Regions from separate parts of the Homo sapiens genome. Here region 2 is linked to region 1. Evidence: chromatin loops called from intact Hi-C (ENCODE). Cell type or tissue: heart right ventricle. All regions are shown on one strand. Links, peaks and the distances in the headings refer to the core of each region. The heading gives the core; the rest is flanking DNA. Region 1 has its middle 100 kb from the start of TJP1. Region 2 has its middle 17 kb from the start of LCIIAR.

Region 1 (2,919 bases), core at 226-2,725:
TATCTAAGGAATGCTGGGAATGCTGGTAGGGGCTAGGCCCACGGGGCAGCTCTGACTCCTCCCCATAGTCCCAGTGCTTAAATTCCAAGGTACTTAGCTTTTGCTGAAATGCTGGGGCAGGAAGTCTCCCAGAATGCAGTGGCTGTGAACAGCAAGGCTAATCCCATGGGAATGGTGGCTGTGTCTACCTGTGCCAGCAGTTCCCTGTAGCATCTTCTTGTTGAACCCACTCCAGTCACAGGAAATAATCAGAGAGCTGATTATGCTATGCAAACAACCAGGGGTTGTGGCAGTCTACAATTTCCAACCACTTGTCTAAAGCGTGATTCAGAGGGGCAGCAACCAGTCCTGGTCACCACAAGCTGTTACACTTTCTGCAGGCTGGGTATGCAAAATTTACCTTTCTTTCAGAATATACTGTATAATTTTACTTGGAATTCTTATTCTACTCTCACAGCATGTTCCAGATGTCACACAGCATGAGGAAGCAAGTGCTCTCCAGCCCAGGATCTGATAGCACCCACATCTTTGAGGACTGAGGACAGAGGGCATCAGGAAGCCCTGACAACTCTGGCACATCTGCCACCAGGTGTGTGGTGAGGTCATGAGGGCAGACACTCAGGCGCTACTCCTCTTCTTCTCCTGGTTACTCAAGAAAGCTACTCAGTACTTCCATACCTGAGTTTCCTCATCTTCAAAAGGGAGGTTACACCCTCTAAGCCGTGGCATTCACCAAGAGGCTGGGACATTATTCTTAGAAATACACAAATACACGCACCCTTTTTTCTAGTATGGGCTGTTCTTAAAGGTATGTGTCACACTGAGTCAGCAGGCTCCTGGGTCCATAGGCAGGTCAGCAGTCTCTGACACATTCTCCTTCAGCTCTTCTGACAGGTAGACCTTCCATTTTTACAGCTTTATGGAAGGATATTTCACAGACCATAAAATTCAACACTGAAAGGGTAAAGTTCAACGCTTTTCATTATTGACACAAGCAGATCTTGACTGTCACAGAGAGAAAGATAAAAAACATATTAGCTCCTTTCTCTAGTGGCCTGCATCCTCTGTTCCCTGCCATCTCTTAATCTTTCCCTCCAATAATGTTTGCCTGGGCATCCCCTCTAACCCACAGCCACTTTCAGACCCCTCAGCAGCACCTCCTGGTGGCCAGCAAGCCTTGGAGGGAGGGAGCCGCCAGCTAGTGCAGCAGTTAGCTCACCATGCCAGGACCCACACTCCCCCCAGTGGAATAAGCTCTATGCTCAGACAACAGACTTAATGAAAACCAAAGAAACAAGGATAAAAATGAGGTGAAAGAAATAGAAGTGTTTTTGTGAACTTTTAAAGTACAGTAAATAAGTCTAGAGTTTATAAGCAAAAGCTGATATTTTTTTAAAAGAGCTTTACTGCATAATCTTTATCCTTATTCCCACAAGCAGTCAAAAATCCCACAACCACATGAACCTATCAAATAGTAAAGAAGCATTTGGGAACAAGAGCTAGGCGCAGAAGCTCACACTTGCAATCTTAGCACTTTGGGAGACCGAGGCAGGTGGATCACCTGAGGTCAGGAGTTCAAGACCAGTCTGGCCGACATGGTGAAACCGTCTCTACAAAAAAATGCAACAAATTAACCGGACATAGTGGAGCATGCCTGTAATCTCAGCTACTCGGGAGGCTGAGGCAGGAGAATTGCTTGAACCCGGGAGGTGGAGGATGCAGTGAGCCAAGACTGCGCCATTGCACTCCAGCCTGGGTAACAAGAGCAAAACTCCATTTCAGAAAAAAAAAAAAAAAAGTATTTGGGGACAAGAAATGAATTAATATGTGTGACGGACAATGACTTAATAATACCTAATCTGGTTCTACTTTCTTCATCTTGATTTCTACTTTTGATTGCTTCTTATTGTAAGGAATATTTTCAAGACATATTTTCTGTTTCTCATTTATTTTTCACTGGTCATATTTTCTAATCCTGTCTTCACTTTGGTGTCTTCTCTGGATTTTAGTAGTGAAAATGACTGACACGTTTTGAAATAAATGTTAAAAAGATAAAAAGAAAAACTCTTGCCTGAAAAATTACCCTAGTATTCAAGCTACTTGTGTAAATTACAGAAATTTAAAAAAACTCTAGATAATATAATTATCAGATAGAAGTTCTACAATGAGTACATTTGAAATTATTAAAGACCCAAAGAAATAAAAATCCCAGGGAACAAAAGGTAAATACAAAGCATAGAAAAACATGATAGTGAGGTGGGTGCATCACCTGAGGTCAAGAGTTCAAGACCAGCTTGGCCAACATGGTGAAACCCCATCTGTACTAAAAATACAAAAATTAGCTAGGCGTGGTGGCGCATGCCTGTAATCCCAGCTATTCAGGAGGCTGAGGCAGGAGAATCGTTTGAACCTGGGAGGCAGAGGTTGCAGTGAGCTGAGATCACAGCACTGCACTCCAGCCTGGGTGACAAAGCAAGACTCTGCCTCAAAAAAAGGAAGGAAAGAAAAATATGATAGAAATATATCCAAGTACATCATAAATCACAAGTATAAATAAATAAAATGTGTCCACTTAACTGGATGAAAATTTAGACCATGTAAAAAGAAAAGTAAACCCCACAAAATCCATAGAGACACATGCAGATACACAGAGGTTAAGAGAAAAAGAGGAAAAAATAAATATACTGGAGGAATTTAGATTCTGAGACTGAAGGATGAGATAATTCAGATTAACTCCCCCTCTGAACACAACTGGAAAAAATATAAAGGATATTTTCTTGAAGGCATTATAGAATCAAGAAGATGGTAAAGAATGGCCAAGCCAAGATACTGGAAGAATGGAGGTCTGAGAAGGTGAGCCACGCATATGGGGCCATCTTCCCCTTGGGGCACCTTCTGATTCTGGAGAGCATCGCTGAG
Region 2 (2,919 bases), core at 298-2,797, 230 kb before region 1:
TGAAGACATGTGGCACGTGCAGGCAACATGGGCCCTGCGCTGGGTCTCACTGAGGGGAAGTGCTCTACAGGGTGTCAGTGGGTCAAATGTCTAACTGGAATATGGGTAGGAGACCAGATGCATGCATGCATGTTACATCTCCTAAGGCTGGAGTTGGAACGGCAGAGTAAAGAGTTTGGCAAATCCTCTCCCTAAAAGGTAACAGCAAAACTGGATAAAATGGTCAAAACCATCATTCCAGGACTGGAAAACAGCCAAAAGCAGACAGCATGTTGAGACATGTTTACTTAAGGAAAAAACCCCTGCATGAGAAATGGCATTTTTGCCTGGGCTTCTCATAGCCCCACTTCCCACCTCAGTTGTGTAAATCTGCTAGGCAGGGCATGCCATGGAGCCCAGCAGCTTTACTGCCCTGTGGGGCTGGCTGGATTTGAAGCAGGAATAGTGGCAATCTTGGGAAAGGTCAATATTGTAGCTAGCCTGATGTGGTAATCTGAGTTGGGCAAACATCGGACCAGTAGACTAGCCAGAAATCTGGGAGATTTGGAGAATGAGAACCATAGTGGGCCTTGATAAGTGCCCACATGTCCATGGCAGTCTGGAAGACCAGGTGCATGTGCAGGGCTGTGCACAATACCCAGGAGAGACTGCACAGTCCCCGCTATCCATTGAGTCAGCCTTGCATTTGCAGATTCAACCAACCATGGATTGAAAATATTAAAAAATGGCCAGGGGAGGTGGCTCACACCTGTAGTCTCTGCACTTTGGGAGGTCAAGATGAGCAGATCACTTGAGCCCAGGAGTTCAAAACCAGGCTGGCCAACATGGTGAAACCCTGTTTCTACATGAAATATAAAAATCAGCTGGGCGTGATGGCAGGCGCCTGTAGTCCCAGCTGCTAGGGAGGCTGAGGCAGGAGAATCGCTTGAGCCTGGGATGGGGAGGTTGCAGTGAGCCGAGATGGTGCCACTGCACTCCAGCCTGGGTGACAGAGTGAGACTCTGCCTCAAAAATCAATGAAAAATAATAATACATGGGGTAGTGGGGGAGCATGGAAAATGGGAAAGATTAATGGGTACAAAAATATAGTTAGATACAACGAATAAGATCTAGTATTTGATAGCACAACAGGGTGACTATAGCCAGCAATAATTAGTTGTACATTTTAGAATAACTGAGGGAGCATAATTGGAATGTTTACAACATGAGGAAACAATGAATGCTTGAGGTGATGGATATCCCATTTACCCTGATGTGATTATTAGATTGCATGCCTGTATCAAAATATCTCATGTACTCCATAAATATGTACACCTCAGTACCCATAAAAATGAAAATACAAATACACAATACAGTGTAACAACTATTTATATAGCATTTACATTGTATTAGGTATGATAAGTAACACAGTGATGATTTAAAGTCTGTGAGAGGACTGCACAAGTTATATACAAATACTATTCTATTTTATGTAAGGAAATTGAGCATCTGTGAGTTTTAATATCTGTGGGATCAAATTCTGGGTCCTGGAACAAATCCCCTGTTGATGCCGGGGGTTGACTATATATCTCTGGCTGAACATGAGGCCTTGTGCCTGTGCAGAGGAGATGTGAAACCTGACAGACTGTGAAAGCTGGGGCACATTTGTAACACTGCCTCAACTCCAAATGCATTCCCTAAACCACACACAAATCCACTGGCGAAGCGTGGAAGCCTTAGTGGTTAAAGGTGTTTAAGTACATTTGACCAATCATTGGCTGACCACATATGCTAACCCACAGGCAACCACTAGAGGAAGCTAGAGTTGAAAATAACAACAACAACAACAATAATAAAAACCCCAAACTGAACAGATACATCAGTGGCTGCACACTGAGGTTGAGACTGATTCTACAGGATTTGTTCAGTGAAGTCACTAAAACAAAAATACAGCAACAGTCCCTTGGGGGTAAGGGGAAGGAGCAGAATCCAGAGTTGCTACAATATTACATAAAGTGTCCAGTTTTAAAAATTATGAGACATGCAAAGAAACAGGAAAGTGTGATCCCTATTTGGGTGGTAAGTCGGGAGGAAGCTGGGAGGAAGCTATCAATAGACACTGTCTGATGGGGCCCAGATGTTTGAATTTAGTAGACAAAGATTTCAAAGCAGCTATGATAAAATGTTTAAAGACCTAAAAGAAACCGTTTCTTTTAATTTGATGTGACTTTTTTTTTTTTCTTGGAGTGACACAGTCTCACTCTGTCACCCAGGCTAGAGTGCAGTGGCACGATCTCGGCTCACTGCAACCTCTGCCTCCTGGATTCAAGCGATTCTCGTGCCTCAGCCTCCGGAGTAGATGGGACTACAGGCACATGCCACCACATCAGGCTATTTTTTTGTATTTGTACTAGATACAGGGTTTCACCATGTTGGTCAGGCTGATCTCGAACAAGTGAGAGGTGATTCGCCCGCCTCAGCCTCCCAAAGTCCTGGGATTACAGGCATGAGCCACTGCGCCCAGCCCATTTTTAAGAGCAATGACTCATCAAATACAGACTATCAATAAAAAGATAGGTATTGTAAAAAAAAAAAAAAATCAAATGGAAATTCTGGGGTTGAAAAGTACAATAACTGAAATATTTAGGGTTTAATAGCAGATTTGATTTGGCAGGAGAAAGAATCAGTGAACTTGAAAGGAGATTAATAAAACCCATCCAAATTGAAGAATAGAAAGAAAAGAAAATGAAGAAAAATAAACTGAAAAACAGACCTAAATTTGGGACTCATCACGCATACCAAATACATGTCATAGAAGTCCCAGAAGGAAAAGAGAGAAAAGGGAAGAAATATTTGAACAAATAATAGCAAGAAAGTCCCAAATTTGATGAAAAATACACCAGTGAAGCACAACAAACTTCAAATAGGATTAACAGAAAG

Evidence for each region. Peaks named below come from ENCODE experiments on the same cell type or tissue, not always from the same donor. Only the 100,000 strongest peaks of a DNase experiment are listed, where the experiment ranks them.
Region 2: it touches region 1 in a loop (2.7-fold over the local background); 6 of 110 quality-filtered maps call a loop at or near these places.

Annotation. Positions count from the first base shown.
Region 1 is chr15:29,924,833-29,927,751 of GRCh38, forward strand. It overlaps a transcript of TJP1 not described here. Among named protein-coding and RNA genes, the nearest start is that of TJP1, 100 kb to the left of the region's middle. RefSeq lists a silencer at 1,054-1,348. In heart right ventricle, for the core only: a CTCF peak has its summit at 1,187 (motif pointing left); a DNase peak (open chromatin) is centred at 1,189; H3K27ac peaks cover 804 bases.
Region 2 is chr15:29,690,936-29,693,854 of GRCh38, forward strand. No RefSeq gene overlaps it. Among named protein-coding and RNA genes, the nearest start is that of LCIIAR, 17 kb to the left of the region's middle. In heart right ventricle, for the core only: CTCF peaks have their summits at 1,783 (motif pointing right) and 1,989; no DNase peak of the experiment used is centred there.